Regions from separate parts of the Homo sapiens genome. Here region 2 is linked to region 1. Evidence: read pairs that join two places in POLR2A ChIA-PET (ENCODE). Cell type or tissue: MCF 10A. All regions are shown on one strand. Each heading gives the region's core, and the rest is flanking DNA. Links, peaks and the distances in the headings are about the cores only.

Region 1 (8,309 bases), core at 1,769-5,768:
CTGGCCAACATGGTGAAACCCTGTCTCTACTAAAAATACAAAAATTAGCTAGGCGTGGTGATGCACGCCTGTAATCCCAGCTACTTGGGAGGCTGAGGCAGGAGAATTGCTTGAACTTGGGAGGTGGAGGTTGCAGTGAGCCGAGATCACGTCGCTGCAATTCAGCCTGGGTGACACAGCAAGACTCCATCCTGAAAAAAAAATTTTTAAATAATAATAATAAAAATTTTTTTAAGAAAAAAAAGAAATACTGGCACAGATGCACAAAGTTGTAGTATCACAGCAGAGTTTATAATGGGAAAAAACTGGAAGCAACCTCAATGCCCATCAAGAGAGAAATGGTTAAGTCAGGTGCAGCAGCTCATGCCTGTAATCCCAGCTACTTAGGAGGTTGAGGTGGGAGAAATGCTTGAGCCCAGGAGTTTGAGACCAGCCTGGGCAACACAGCTAGACCCCCTCTCTTAAAAAAAAATAAAAAATAAAAAAGAGTAAAATGGTTAAACAAATCCAGACCAGTATGGAAAAATAGCCAAGTGTTACTGTTAAGAAGAAAAAGCATGCTGGGTGCGGTGGCTCACGCCTGTAATCCTAGCACTCTGGGAGGCCAAGGCGCGTGGATCACCTGAAGTCAGGAGTTTGAGACCTGCCTGGCCAACATGGTGAAACCCCATCTCTACTAAAAACACAAAAAATTAGCCAGGCGTGATGGCAGACACCTGTAATCCCAGCTACTCGGGAGCCTGAGGCAGGAGAATCACTTGAACCCGGGAGGCAGAGGTTGCAGTGAGCCGAGATCATGCCACTGCACTCCAGCCCGGGCAACAAAAGCAAAACTCCATCTCAAAAAAAAAAAAAAAAAAAAAAAAGCCGGGCACAATGGCTCATGCCTGTAATCCCAGCACTTTGGAAGGCTGAGGCGGGCGGATCACGAGGTCAAGAGATAGACACCATGCTGGCCAACATGGTGAAACCCAGTCTCTACTAAAAATACAAAAAATTAGCCGGGCATTGTGGCAGGCGCCTGTTATCCCAGCTACTTGGGAGGCTGAGGCAGGAGAATTGCTTGAACCCGGGAGGCGGAGGTTGCAGTGAGCTGAGATCGCGCCATTGCGCTCCGGCTTTGGCAAAAAGAGCGAAACTCAGTCTCAACAACAAACAAACAAAAAAAAAAAAAAAAAAGAGGAAGAAGAAGAAGCAATTTAGAACCTACCTATGAATATAAATTTATAGTGGATTGCACATGCATAAAAATTCCCTGGAGTAAACAAGAAGTTCATAACAGATGGTACTTACTGGGGGAGGGGATGAGAACTTAATGAATGGGGAACAGGGATGAAGGCGATAATTTTCCCATGGGATTTCCCTAGAGGTTTTGATGTCTTCACCATGAAAATTTATTTATTCAAAAATTGAAATTAAACATGAAAAGCAAATAATATAAAAACATTAAACATCCATATAGGTACACTTGTAAATGCACAGAAAGAGGTCTAGATGGATGCACACCAAATAACTGAGGCTCTCTTTGGGATGTGGGATTGGGAGGCAGATAGGAGTGAGACTTTATGTTTTACTGAAGACTGCTCGGTTAGTAAAATTTTTTCCCAAAAGAATATATTCATATATTACCCTTGTAATTCTAAACAGATGGAGGAAAGCTAGAGAAGAAAACAAAATAACAATTAAAAAATTAAGTGGTAGCAGATTACCACAAATGACTGCAAAACAAAACCCCAAACTCAAGAACCAAGCCAAGACTTCTTGATTCAAAGTTCTGTAGTGCAGAGTTGTTGGTTTTGCCTGCCCAAAATCCATCCTCTCCTTCCAAATACATCAAAACTCACTCTCAGGTCCTGAGCTTCCTGAAGGGCAAATGAAACCTAGAGAGTCATGGGTAATCACATGACCCAAGTGGGGCCAAGCAGAACACTGAAAACACCCTGGTCATAAAGATTGGGTCAGATATGAGCACGTAACCTTAGATGGGCCAATGAAAACTCTTCCCACTTTTTCTTTTTTGGTAGAGGTGGGGTCTCGCTGTGTTGGCCAGGCGGGTCTCCAACTCCTGGCCTCAAGCAATCCTCCCATCTTGGCCTCCTAAAGTGTGGGATTACAGGTGTGAGCCACTGTGCCCGGCCACTCTCCCCATTTTCGCCAGGAAAATGTGTGTGCACAGAAGAGATGCTCTCTTTCCCATGGGCTTCCTAAGTTGGGAGGAGGTAGGCCGGGCATCCTGGGGTCATCCTGCCAACATCAGGGACTCCCTGACCATGAGGCCAACACAGAAGAAAGCGGTGCTCAGAAATGAAGACAAGGAGATTTGTGAAGACGTAATTTGAGTTACTGATCACTCCACCCCTCAGACCCCGAGCCAGCACCTTCATAAATTGAAGACATAATTTGTGAATTATGAAGACATAATTAGCTGAGATCGCGCCACTGCACTCCAGCCTGGGCAACAGAGTGAGACTCTGTCTCAAAAAACAAAAAAACAAAAACAAAAAAAAAAGGAAAGAAAGAAAGGATGGGGTCCCTTGCCTTGAGTCCCAATAAGGCAAGGACTGGGACTGTATAGTCCCTGAATGTGCACTCCTCTCCTAGGCCATGCTGAGCTGGATACAAAAACATGGGACAGAGAAGCAGAACAGGGGGGAGGAGGGTGTTTCCTTGGCCAGAGAAAGAGCTTTGCTTAGGGTGGGGGTGGGCCTGGAAAAAGTGTGGGGTCCCCAGGGACAGAGCCTGGCAGCTGCAAAGCCTCTAGTGCATTTTCTCATCTGGCAGGAGACCAGTCCCCCATCTCTCCAAGCAGGAGCCTGTGGCTGAGGCCGACCAGCTGGCCAGGTCCCTGAGGGCTGGGGAGCCAGGACTTGAGACTCCACCATCTGGCTTCTTGGCCAGGAAGCACAGCTTGGCAACAGGCCCCGAGAGAGGATTCTGGGTCACGTGGCCAGGACCTGGGAGGTGGGGTCCCAGAGAGCCTGCTGCAGCAGCGGGTGTGGTACGGGATGAGGGAGAGGACACAAGGAGGACATGAGGAACACGGGAAGGAGGCAGAGACAGAGAAGTCAAATAAAAAGAGACAGAGAGACTGGGGTGGTGGCTCATGCCTGTAATCCCAGAACTTTGGGAGGCCAAGGTAGGCAGATCACCTGAGGTCAGGAGTTCAAGACCAACCTGGCCAACATGGTGAAACCCCATCTCTACTAAAAATACAAAAATTAGCCGGGCGTGGTGGCTCACGCCTGTAATCACAACTACTTGGGAGGCTGAGGCAGGAGAATCGCTGGAATCCGGGAGGCGGAGGTTGCAGCGAGCTGAGACTGTGCCATTGCACTCCAGCCTGGGTGACAGAGTGAGATTCCGTCTCAAAAAGAAAAAATAAAAATAAAAAAATACAAAAATTAGCCAGGCATGGTGGCGGGTGCCTGTAATCCCAGCTACTGGGGAGGCTGGGGAATCGCTTGAACCTGGGAGGCGGAGATTGCAGTGAGCCAAGATCGCGCCACTGCACTCCAGCCTGGGTGACAGAGTAAGATTCTGTCTCAAAATAAATAAAGAGACAGAGAGAAGGGAGTGAGAGAGTAGGACAGAGAGGGACACAAAGGGAAGAGAGAGACACAGAGATGGCGACGGGAGGACAGGAGAGAGGCTGAGGGGGACAGATCGCTCACACACTGCACACCACTACACCCCTCAGACCCCGAGCCAGTACCTCCCTCAGCCCAGCCTGGCCCCAGTGCCCTAAGGGTGGATGGGACAGCCAGGAAACGTGCCAGGCTGGATGGCAGCCAACCCCTCTCCTGTGTATGCCCCAGGGGACAGCAGGGCCTTGGCAGGTCCCTTCCCCAGTAGCAGCTCCTGAGGGGCAGCTGGGCTCCGTCTGGGTGCCCTGGCCCACACAGTCACTTCCTGCCTCGGGCTCCCTCTGCTGGGAAAAGGGCCCAGGAGTCTCGTGCTGGAGCCTGCCTCTGGCACCCATCACTGTGTGACCCCAGGGCCACTCCCTTGTCTCCTCTGGGCTTCAGCCCCTCCCTTGAACAATGGGGACCCCCATCTCATGGTTTGCTGGGCTTGGTTGAGACTGAACCCCCTACAGGGAGGGAAGAGCTAACTCTGTACTCTGGCTAAAGCAGGAGGCCCCAACTCCTTCCTCTAAAACCTAAATAGTACAAAAGAAGGTCAAAGATGGTCAAGCTCGCCAGTAGCATTGGAAAAAAATACAAATACACACACTGCAGTGAGATACCACTTCCCAGCCATCGGACTGAGAAAGATCTAAAATGTCTGACAAAACCAAGTGTTGGCAAGGACGAGAGGAAACAGGAGCTCATGTGTACTGCTGGGGAGAGAGTGAGCAGCCACAGAAGGACCTGGGCAGGCAATTTGGCAAAAGCAAGTGAGCTAAAGATGGTTCTAACTTTTAACACTATATAAATATTTCATTTACCACCTCCAAATTACTTTTCTTTTTTTTTTTTTTTTTTTTTTTTTTGAGATGGGGGTCTCACTCTGTCGACCAGATTGGAGTGCAGTGACACGATCACAGCTCACTGCAGCTTCAACCTCCTGGGCTCAAGTGATCCTCCCACTTCAGCCTTCTGAGTAGCTGGGAACACAGGCATGTGAATCTCGCTATGTTGCCCAGGCTGGTCTGGAACACCTGGGCTCAAGCGATCCTCCTGCCTTGGCCTCACAAAGTGCTGGGATTACAGGCATGAGCCACTGTGCCCAATCATCCATGTTGCTTTTTTAAAATGTGTTTTGGGGCCAGGTGCAGTGGCTCACGCGAATAATCCCAGCACTTTGAGGGGCTAAGGCAGGAGGACTGTTTGAGCCCAGGAGTTTGTGACCAGCCTGGGTAACATAGTGAGACCCCATCTATCAAAAAATAAAAATAAATTAAAATTAAAAAGCAGCATGGAGAGGGGTAAATGCCCCAAATGGAATATGAACAAAAACAAATGAAGTAACCGTGTATCACATAAGTAACAACCAAAGGGAAGGTGAAACAACTAGCTTTTGAAAACAGTAGAGTGATGGTGATATGCTCTCAGTTTTATGACAGTTAAAATTAAAGACTGGCCAGGCACGGTGGTTCATGCCTATTATCCCAGCACTTTGGGAGGCCGAGGCGGGCGGATCACTTGAGGTCAGGAGTTTGGGACCAGCCTGGACAACATGGCGAAACCCCATCTCTACTAAAAATACAAAAATTAGCCGGGTATGGTGGCGGGTGCCTATAGTCCCAGCTACTCGGGAGGCTGAGGCAGGAGAATCACTTGAACCCAGGAGGCAGAGGGTTGCAGTGAGCCGAGATTGTGCCACTGCGCTCCAGCCTGGGTGACAAGAACAAAACTTGGTCTAAAAAAAAAAAAATTAAAGACCTGTGAATAAATACTGAATCTTAGATTTGTTGGGTCAGCAGTTCTGAAACCACTTAATGCATTATGTCTTTTCACCTTCACAATGTCCTTATGAGGTCAGAAATATCATTATGCCCATTTTACTGAAGAAGAAAATGAGGCACAGCCAGGCGCGGTGGCTCATGCCTGTAATCCCAGCACTTTGGGAGGCGGAGGTGGGTGGATCACTTGAGGTCAGGAGTTTGAGACCAGCCTGGCCAACATGGTGAAACCCCGTCTCTACTAAAAATACAAAAATTAGCCAGGCGTGGTGGCAGGTGCCTGTAATCCCAGCTACTCAGGAGGACGCTGAGGCAGGAGAATCACTTGAAGCCAGGAGGCGGAGGTTGCAGTGAGCCGAGGTCCTGCCACTGCACTCCAGCCTGGGCAACAGAGTGAGACTCCCTCTTAAAAAAAGAAAAAGAAACTGAAGCATGGAGAGAAAAGTAACCTCCTTGGGCTATCCAGGTGATAAGGCACAGAGCCAGGGCTTGACCCAGGCAGCCCAGCGCCAGCATCCATGCCCTTCACTGAGATGCTCTGCTGCTTCCCACACTCCTGCTATCCACCAGGGGGTGAGCATTGAGGTCCTTCCCATTGCAAGGAGAAGGCATCCAAGGCTCAGAGGGAGAGACGAAGGCAGCAAGTGGGAGAGCTGTGACTCAGAACCAGACCTGCTGGAGTCCCAAGTCTGTGCCTTCAGCCACTGCAAAACACTGCTGGGGAAGAATTAGTAATCACTGCAAGATAATTATGAATCCTAGCAATAGGCTGGGGCAGTGGCTCACGCCTGTGATCCCAGCACTTTGGGAGGCCGAGGTGGATGGATGCTTCAGCCCGGGATCTTGAGACCCATAGTCCAAGCTTCTTCACCCTGCCCTGTGCAGGACTGACCTGCATGGACCAGCCCTCCTGTCCTCTGGCTTCCATGTGGGTTGGCCTCAAACATGGCTTATACTTTTCAGTGCAAAATGAAAACACAAGGTCCCTTGTTCAAATATTTATTAAGAATTTTATCCAGGGGCAGTGCTTCACCCCTGTAATCCCAGCACTTTGGGAGACTAACGTAGGAGGATCACTTGAGGCCAGGAGTTTGAGACCAGCCTGGGCAACACAGTGAGGCCCCCGTCTCTATAAAATACTACAAAAATTATCTGGGCGTGGTGGCACACGCTTGTAGTCCCAGCTACTCAGGAGGCTGAGGTGACAGGTTCACTTGAGTCCAGGAGTTCAAGGCTGCAGTGAGCCATGATCACGCCATTGCACTTCAGCCTGGGTGACAGAGGTAGAAACTGCCTCAAAAACAAAAAAATTCAAGACATCAATAGTAGGGCATTAAACCAAGCATGGAGCCCTGTGTCACTGCACGGGCAAACACCCATGAAGCCAGCCCTGGCTGACAAAGGGAAGCCCAGAGGAAAGTGAGTCTGGGGTATTATCTCCCCAGCTCTTCCCTGCTATGGTGCCATGGTCTGGCTGCCGTTCTTTCTTTCTTTCTCTTTTTTTTTTTTTTTGAGACAGAGTCTCACTCTGTCACCCAGGCTGGAGTGCAGTGAGGTGCAATCTTGCCTCACTGCAACCTCCGCCTCTCAAGTTCAAGCGATTCTCATGCCCCAGCCTCCCGAGTAGCTGGGATTACAGGCATGTGCCACCACGTTCGGCTAATTTTTGTATTTTTAGTAGAGACGGGGTTTTGCCATGTTGCCCAGGTTGGTCTTGAATTCCTGATCTCAAGTGAACCACCCGCCTTGGCCTCCCAAAGTGCTGGGATTACAGGCGTGAGCCACTGCGTCTGGCCATGGCTGCCGTTCTTGACTAAGAGTGCCAGCTCCTGTCTGGCAACTCTCCCCTTCCAAGTTCCAATAACTTTTCCTTCTCTACCTTCTCTGGCTAGGGAGGAGCAAAAGCTCCCCTCCATGAGTCCCACAGCCCTATATGCTTCCTGCAGCTTCCCCGTTCTCCACTCACACCTTTGTCAAGAAACTCAAGTTTTCTGCAGGTGAGCCTGCTTCTGTTTCTGGCTGGGACCCTGACAGTCAGATGCCCCTTTCTTGCAGGCTTACCACATCCTGGGCACTGTGCTAAGTGGCTCCTTTCTGTGCACATCCCCACCTGGCCCTGGGAGACCTGCACTGATGATAGAGTCCTATTTAAGAGGGAGGACAGAGGCTCAGGGAGGGACTAAAGGTGGTATTGAATAGCCACTTGGTAGCCATGTGACCTCTGTGAGCCACAGATCCTTTCTGTGCTGTGGTTTTCTGCTGGGTGGGGATAATAACAGGACCTCCCTCATGGGGCTGTTGGGGAGGAGAGAGGAGTTAACAGTGCCCAGCACATTGTGTACATCAGCAGTTCTCAAACTGTGGCCAAGGAACCCCTGGGGGATCCCTGAGATCTTTTCAAGGCATCTGCAAGGTTACAACTATTTTTATAAAAATACTAAGATGTTATTTGCCTTCACCATTCTCATTCTCTCTCCAGCATGCAGCAGTGTTTTTCAGAGACCTGATGACCTGTGCTAGTGAAATGGATTGAATACAGACACGGATGGGAGAAGCTAGCTCTCTTCTATTCTAGACATGAAAGAGAACTACAGTCTGGATGCCATGGCTCATGCCTGTAATCCCAGCACTTTGGGAGGCCAAGGCAGGCCGATCACCTGAGGCCACGAGTTCGAGACCAGCCTGGGCAACATGCTGAAACCCCATCTCTACTAAAAATACAAAAATTAGCCAGGCTTGGTGGCACAGGCCTGTAATCCCAGCTACTCCAGAGACTGAGGCAGGAGAACTGCTTGAACCCAGGAGGCAGAGGCTGCAGTGAGCTGAGATCAAGCCACTGCACTCCAGCCTAGGTGGCAGAGCCAGACTCCGTTTTAGTTTTTTTTTTTAGTTCAATAAATAGAGA
Region 2 (8,309 bases), core at 1,352-5,351, 88 kb after region 1:
CCTGGAGGCCAGACCTAGTTGGAGGGTAGGAAGCAAAATCATTTATGGCTTTTTTCCTCAAGCTCTGAAATGGAAAAGTAATACACGAGTAAACTTGCGATTTCAGAATGGTTCACTTTTTTTTTTTTTTTTTGAGACTTTCTGTCACCCAGGCTGGAGTGCAGTGGTGCAACCATGGCTCACTGCAGCCTCAGTCTGGGTTCAAGTGATCCTCCCCACTGCAGCCTCCCAAGCGGCTGGGACTACAGGCATGCACCACCACACCTGGCTAATTTTTTGATATTTTTGTAGAGACAAGGTCTTACTTTTGTTCGCAGATTGGAATGGTCTGCTGTTAATTTTAGTTTTGTTTTTTTCTCCCATGTCTTTTTTTCTTTGAGATGAAGTCTGACTCCATTGCCCAGGCTGGAGTGCAGTGGCGTGGTATCAGCTCACTGCAACCGCCACTCCACCTCCCGGGTTCATGGTGCCTGGGACCAAGATCGTGGCCCACAGTGATTCTCCTGCCCCAGCCTCCTGAGTAGCTGGGATTACCGGCGCCTGCCACCATGCCCTGCTAATTTTTGTATTTTTGGTAGAGACAAGGTTTTGCCATGTTGGCCAGGCTGATGTTGAACTCCTGGCCTCAAGCAGTCCTCCCACCTCAGCCTTCCAAAGTGCTGAGATTACAGGTATAAGCCACCACGTCCAGACTCTCCCATGTCTTAAAAACCAATTTAACTGGTTAAGTTTTGCTTCCATGAAAAAGACAAACCTGTAAAATTGATTTAATTTGCTTTCTTTTTTCTCATTTTTTTTTGTTTAGATTGTTTTCTAAATATTAAAGTCTTAGGTGTGCCAGGATTTTTTTTTTCATTAAAAAAAAAACAAACATAGAGACAAGGTCTCGCTCTGTCACCCAGGCTGGAGTGCAGTGGCCTGATCATAGCTCATTGTACCCTTGAACCCCTGGGCTCAAGGAATCCCCTCACTTTAGCCCCTCAAATAGCTGGGGCAACAGGTATGAGCCATTGAGTCCAGCTTAACTTTTTATCTGGAAATGATCTTAAACTTACAGAAAAATTGAAAGGACACCAGTACACCTACCGTCCTCTGTTCACAGACACACAATGTTTTTTTTCTGACCCATTTGAAGTTAGCTTACATACATCATGGCTGCTTACTTCAATGTGTAGGTCCTCAATATACTTTTTAACTTTTTATTATAAAAATTTTTAAACAGAAAAGTTAATAGTCGTGTGAACAACCATATTCCTTTTCTTTTTTTATTTTTAAGTTTGTAGCTATCTATCTATTTATTTATTTATTTTGAGACCGGGTTATAAGGCTGGCTAATTTTTGTATTTTTGGTAGAGATAGAGTTTCGCCATGTTGCCCAGGCTGGTCCCGAACTCCCGGACTCAAGCGATCCACCAGCCTCAGCCTCCCAAAGTGCTGGGATTACACCTGAGCCACTGCACCTGGCCAACAGCCATATTCCTGATTTTAAAATTGTGATTGTGTTTTGTAATTGGTTTATCTATGCACATACACATACACAAATAGATTTTGTTTTTGTTCTCCTAAACTATTTGGGTTTTTTGTTTGTTTGTTTTTATTTGAGACAGAGTCTCATTCTGTCACCCAGGCCGGAATACAGTGGCGTGATCTTGGCTCACTGCAACATCCACCTCCTGGGTTCAAGGGATTCTCCTGCCTCAGCCTCCTGAGTAGCTGGGATTACAGGTGCCTGCCACCACATCTGGTTAATTTTGTGTGTGTGTATTTTTAGTATAGATGGGGTTTCACCATATTGGGCAGGCTGGTCTGACCTCAAGTGATCTGGCCTCCCAAAGTGCTGGATTACAGGCATGAGCCACTGCGCCCAGACTTCCTAAACTATTTGAAATGGAGTTGCACACCCACAGACACCTTCGGCAAGTCCCAAGAAAAAGGACTTTTCTCTTCCAGCACCACAGTGCTATTGTCACACTTTAATTATCTTCCAGCCTCTAATTATTAGAGTTTAATCTTCCCTCCATATTCAAATGTCAAGGTAAAAGATTAGAAAGATTTTTGTCATCTAAGGAGCTTGGAGTTTATCCATTAGGGCTTGGGGAGGATTGTTTTTTATGGAGGCATCTGAGAGGATTAGAAAGAAACCCAGAGTAAGGCCAGGCACAGTGGCTCACGCCTGTAATCCTAGCACTTTGAGAGGCCAAGGTGGGCGGATTGCTTGCGTCCAGGAGTGCAGGACCAGTCTGGGCAACACAGCAAAACTCCATCTCTACAAAAAAAAAATACAAAAAATTAGCTGGGTGTGGTGGTACACACCTGTGGTCCCCAATACTTGGGAAGCTTAGGTAGGAGGATCCTTTGAGCCTAGAAGGCAGAGGTTGCAGTGAGCCGTGATGGCACCACTGCACTCCAGCCTTGGCTGCAGAGCAAGACCCTGTCTCAAAACACAACAAAACAGCCGGGTGCTGTGGCTCACGCCTGTAATCCCAGCACTTTGGGAGGCCAAGGTGGGTGGATCACGAGGTCAGGAGATTGAGACCATCCTGGCTAACACAGTGAAACACCGTCTCTACTAAAAATACAAAAAATTAGCCAGGCGTGGCGGCGGGTGCCTATAGTCCCAGCTACTCGGGAGGCTGAGGCAGGAGAATGGCGTAAACCCGGGAGGAGGAGCTTGCAGTGAGCTGAGATCGTGCCACTGCACTCCAGCCTGGGTGACAGAGCGAGACTGCCTCAAAAAAAAAAAGAAAAAAGAAACTAGGGGTAAGTTAGAGACTGGATTTGAGATTGTGAACTGGAGACTGGAGGCTGCAGACAAAAACCCACTTCACACTCTGCACCGCAGTTTTCTCATCTGTAAAGAGGAAATCCTAGACCAGGCGCAGTGGCTCACGCTGTAATCCCAGCACTTTAGGAGGCTAAGGCAGGTGGATCGCTTGAGGTCAGGAGTTCGAGACCAGCCTGGCCAACATGGTGAAACCCCGTCTCTACCAAAAATACAAAAACTAGCCAGGTGTGGTGGCACACGCCTGTAATCCCAGCTACTCAGGAGGCTTAGGCAGGAGAATCACTTGAAACTTGTAGGTGGAGGTTGCAGTGAGAATGATGTCATCATAGCTCGCTACCGCCTCCAACTCCTAGGCTCAAGGGATCCTCCTGAGTAGCTGAGACCACAGGCATGTGCCACCATGCCCATCTAATTTTTAAAATTTTTTTGTTGCGACAGAGTCTGGCTTTGTTGCCCAGGCTGGTCTCTGTGACACACCTTTTTATAACCACTAACATTACTCAAACTATTTATTTATTTCTTTTTGTTGAGACAAGGTCTTGCTCTGTTGTCCAGGCTGGAGTGCAGCGGTGCAATCACAGCTCACTGCAGCCTCGAACTCCTGAGCTCAAGCGATCCTCTCGCCTCAGCCTTCTAAGCAGCTAAGACCACAGGTCCCCACGCCTGGCTAATTTTTTAATTTTCTGTAGAGACAGGTCTCACCATCGTACCCAGGTGAGTCTAGAACTGCTGGGCTCAACTGATCCTCCTACCTCAGCCTCCCAAAGTGCTGGGATTACAGGTGTGAGCCACTCTGCCCAGCCTTTGAACAATTTATATCATCCCAGTTTGCACATGAGGAAACAAGAAGCTGGCCAGTGGTCGATCCAGTACTTGACTTTAGGCAAAACCCAAGCTCTTTAACTATTCACCAAACTGCTCCTAAAAATATTTAGCATAGTTCTTGGCTTGAGGTAAAAGTTCTATAAATGTCAGCTGGTGTAGCTTGGCCAAGTTATAGCTTGTTGAAAGCTAATTCCTGAACAAATATTTAGTAAGTACCTACAATGTTCCAGATGCTTCTAAGGGCTGGGATTGGAGCAGGAAATGTGATAGAGTCACAGGATAACTCTAGCGTGTGGTGGCAGGGGAAGGGTCCTAGGGAGAAAACAAGGCCCCAAGAAAAGGGATTGGTAAACTGGGCTGGGGGAGACAGGATTTTGCAATTTTAAACAGGACAGTCAAGAAAAGCTGCATGGAAAGGTGACCTTTGAGCAAAGTCTGCAAAGAAAACAGGGAGCCATGTGGCTACGAGAGGGAAATGGCAAAGGGTCCTGGGTCACACCTGTAATCGCAGCATTTTAGGAGGTCGAGATGGAAGGATCGCTTAAGCCCGGGAGTTCAAAACTAGCCTGGGCAACTTGGTAAGACCTCCATCGCTACAAAAAAAATGTTTTTTTCTTTTTCTTTTGAGACGGAGTCTTGCTCTGTCACCCAGGCTGGAGTGCAATGGCACGATCTCGGCTCACTGCAACCTCTGCCTCCCAGGTTCAAGGGATTCTCCTGCCTCAGCTTCCTGAGAATAGCTGGGATTACAGGCATGCACCACGACACCTGGCTAATTTTTGTGTTTTTTTTGTTTTGTTTTGTTTTGTTCTGCTTTGTTTTTGAGATGGAGTCTTGCTCTGTCTCCCAAGCTGGAGTGCCGTGGCGCGATCTCAGCTCACTGCAACCTCCGCCTCAAGGGTTCCAGCAATTCTCCAGCTTCAGCCTCCTGAGTAGCTAGGACTACAGGCATGCACCACCATGCCCAGCTAACTTTTGTATTTTTACTAGAGATGGGGTTTCACCATGTTGGCCAGGCTGGTCTCGAACTCCTAACCTCAGGCGATCTGGCCTCCTCAGTCTCCCAAAGTGCTGGGATTACAGGGGTTAGCCACCAGACCCGGCCTAAAAAAATTTTTTAAATTAGCCAGGCTTGGCCGGTATCATGCCATTGCACTGCAGCCTGGGTGGCAAGAGGGAAGGAAACTCTGTCTCAAAAAAAAAAAAAAATAGTGGGGTTTGGTGGCTCACCCCTGTGGTCCCAGCTCCTCAGGAGGCTAAGGCAGGAGGATCACTTCAGCCCAGAAAGTCAAGGCTGCAGTGAGCCGTGTTCACGCCACTGTCCTCCAGCCTGGACAACAGAATGAGACCCTGTCTCAGAGAAAATAAAAAAGAGAGGGAAATGCATCAGGGGCAGAGGAATCAGACATTGCCAAGGCTGGGAGGCAGAACCTGGCTGGAGCAGAGGCGTGTAAGAGAGAGTGGTAGGCAGAGTAGGCAAGGACGTCAGAGGGCTGATGGGGCCATATCAGGTGGGGCCTTGAGGGCTGGCCATGGGGACTTTGCTTCTACCCTGAGTGAGATGGAGCTATGGATGTGAACTGATAGGGGTGTTCACGGGCTCCTTGGGAGGAGGGAAGGAGGGGCTGAGAGACCAGGGAGTAGGCTGCTGGGCTGGTCCAGGCAAGAGGTAACAGTGGACAGGACCAGGCGGAGTGAGAAGAGGTCAGATTTGGAATTATTGTGATCAGCAGACAGCTCTTACCTGGGGTGTGAGGGAAAGAGGAGCCCCAGAGGACTCCCCTGTTTTTGCAACTGGAAAGCAATGGTCAGCCATGGCAGGGTTTTGTCCTGGCATCAAGACAAGCGAGCCCTTGGCTGGGCACAATGGCTCATGCCTGTAATTCCAGCACTTTGGGAGGTGGAGGAGGGTGGATCACCTGAGGTCAGGAGTTTGAGACCAGCCTGGCCAACATGGCAAAACCCTGTCTGTACTAAAAATACAAAAATTAGTCAGGCCTGGTGGTGTGCACCTGTAATCCCAGCTACTGGGGAGGCTGAGGCAGGAGAATTGCTTGAACCCGGGAGGCAGAGGTTGCAGTGAGCCGAGATTGCGCCACTGCACTCAGCCTGGGTGACAAAGCGACACTCTGTCTCAAAAAAAAAAAAAAAAAGACAAGAGAGCCCAGGCTGATCCTGCCCTGTGTTCCCTCCAGCTTTCCTGCTCTGGGACCCTACCAAGGTGCCCCCACGACTGCAGGCTGTGACTGATGACCACATCCGGATGCACAAGGTGCTGCGGGAATCAGGCCTGAAGTACGTGGCTGTGATGCCGCCACACATAGGTAAGCAGGGCAGGGACCTGGTGGCACCAATGCCATCTGCCTGTTCCCTCCTGCCCTCTGGGGAGATCTGCAAGGCCTTCCCTGACCACCCTAAAATTGCAAACCTTCCTATGATATTGTGACATATATATTTGGCCTTTGTCCCTGTTTCCTGGCATACAACTCCTAAAATCCTTGGAATCTCCAAAATGGTAAATGTCTTTTTCTATGCTAATGAGTTCACTGAGAGCTGGCAGCCCCTAGGCAGCTTCAGGTCTGGTCACCAGAAAGACTAAGGCTGGATTACAGGGTTGGGACTTTCACCTCTGGGGAGTGGTGAGGGATTGAAGGTTGAGGGGATTACCACTGGCTAATGGTTTAATCCATTATGTCTATGGATTCTGGGGCTTCAGCCTCCTGAGTAGCTGGGATTACAGGCCTGCATCACCATGCCCCGCCATGGCTTACATTTCTAGTATGGGAGATAGAGATTAGATAGATAGATAGATAGATAGATAGATAGATAGATAGATAGATAGATACATAGGCCAGGCATGGTGGTTCACACCTGTAATCTCATCACTTTGGGAAGCCAAGACGGGAGGATTTCTTCAGCCCAGGAGTTTGAGACCAGCCTGGGCAACATAGACTTATCTCTACAAAAAAAAAAAAAAATTAGCTGGGCGTCGTGGCACACACCTGTGGTCCCAGCTACTGGGAGGCGGGAGGATGGCTTGAGCCCAGGAGATCAAGGCTGCAATAAACTGTTGCCCAGGCTGCTGTACTCCAGCCTGGGTAATAGAGTGAGACCCTGTCTAAAAAAAAAAAGAAAAAGACAAGAAAAGATAGATATTAATGGCCGGGTGCGGTGGCTCACGCCTGTAATCCCAGCACTTTGAGAGGCCGAGGCGGGCAGATCACAAGGTCAGGAGATCGAGACCATCCTGGCTAACATGGTGAAACCCCATTCTCCTGCCCAGCCTCCCGAGTAGCTGGGACTACAGGCGCCCGCCACCACACCTGGCTAATTTTTTGTATTTTTTAATACAGACGGGGTTTCACAGTGTTAGCCAGGATGGTCTCAATCTCCTGACCTTGTGATCCGCCCGCCTCGGCCTCCCAAAGTGCTGGGATTACAGGCGTGAGCCACTGCGCCTGGCTTTTTTTTTTTTTTTTTTTTTTTTTTTGAGACAGAGTCTTGCTCTGCCGCCAGGCTGGAGTACAGTGGTGCGATCTTGGCTCACTGCAACCTTTTGCCTCCTGGGTTCAAGTGATTCTCCTGCCTCAGCCCCCCGAATAGCTGGGACTACAGGCGCGTGCCACCACGCCCAGCTAATTTTTGTATTTTTAGTAGAGACGGGGTTTCACCATATTGGCCAAGATGGTCTCGATCTCTTGACCTCGTGATCTGCCCACCTTGGCCTCCCAAAGTGCTGGGATTACAGGCGTGAGCCACCACGCCCAGCCAAGTGTGTGAAAACTTCCACACCTCCCGATTTGAAAGCATTAAAGGTTTATGAATACACATAAGCCCTTTGTTTAGGTTCAATGCTTAGCATTTTATCCTGTTGTCTCTCCCTCTCTCCTCCTCTCTCTCTCTCCATGAATATATAGTTAGATTTTGCTGAATATATTGTGAAAACATATATGCATATGTATATTTGGCTTAATCATTTGAGAGGAATTGCAACATTGTCGCACTTAACTCCTAAATACCTAGACAGCCATCTCCTAAAAGAAAGATATTTGCACACAAAACATGCTCACACCTAAGGAAAGTGACATTTACTCTGTCATATCATTTAGTATCCACTCCGTAGTAAAATTTCCCCAACTGTCAGGCCAGCGTGGTGGCTCACATCTGTAATCCCAGCACTTTGGGAGGCTGAGGCGGGTGGATCTCTTGAGGTCAGGAGTTCAAAACCAGCCTGGCCAACGTGGTGAGACCCCGTCTCTACTAAAAATACAAAAATTAGCCAGGTGTGGTGGCGGACACCTGTAATCCCAGATACTCGGGAGGCTGAGGCACAAGAATTGCTTGAACCTGGGAGGTGGAGGTTGCAGTGAGCCAAGATTGCACCACTGTACTCCAGCCTGGGTGACAGAGCAAGACTCTATCCAAAAAAGAAAAAAAAAAATTCAACCCACTCTGCCCTTTTTCTTTAAGTTTCTCATAACATTAACCAGGCCAGGTGACTTTAAAGGCCCACATTCTGGATTTTTCTAGCTGTTTTGTCACAGATTCAGATTAAACATGTTGGGCAGGAATGCCACATGGGTGAAGGTGTGTGTTCCTTTTTTTTTTTTGAGACAGGGTCTCCCTCTGTAGCCCAGGCTGGAGCGCAATGGCACAATCTTGGCTCACTGCAACCTCCGCCTTCTGGGCTCAAGTGATT

What was found. Peaks named below come from ENCODE experiments on the same cell type or tissue, not always from the same donor. Only the 100,000 strongest peaks of a DNase experiment are listed, where the experiment ranks them.
Region 2: POLR2A ChIA-PET joins it to region 1 with 5 read pairs; 6 of 35 experiments call an interaction of 5 or more read pairs at or near these places.

Annotation. Positions count from the first base shown.
Region 1 is chr19:40,536,998-40,545,306 of GRCh38, reverse strand. The region is part of intron 20 of SPTBN4 (spectrin beta, non-erythrocytic 4); the gene reads right to left. Among named protein-coding and RNA genes, the nearest start is that of SHKBP1, 36 kb to the left of the region's middle. In MCF 10A, for the core only: a CTCF peak has its summit at 3,930 (motif pointing left); a DNase peak (open chromatin) is centred at 3,916.
Region 2 is chr19:40,448,989-40,457,297 of GRCh38, reverse strand. It overlaps BLVRB (biliverdin reductase B), which reads left to right. Exons shown (of 5, transcript NM_000713.3): 4 at 5,806-5,934. Among named protein-coding and RNA genes, the nearest start is that of SERTAD3-AS1, 8.6 kb to the right of the region's middle. In MCF 10A, for the core only: no CTCF peak of the experiment used is centred there; a DNase peak (open chromatin) is centred at 3,167.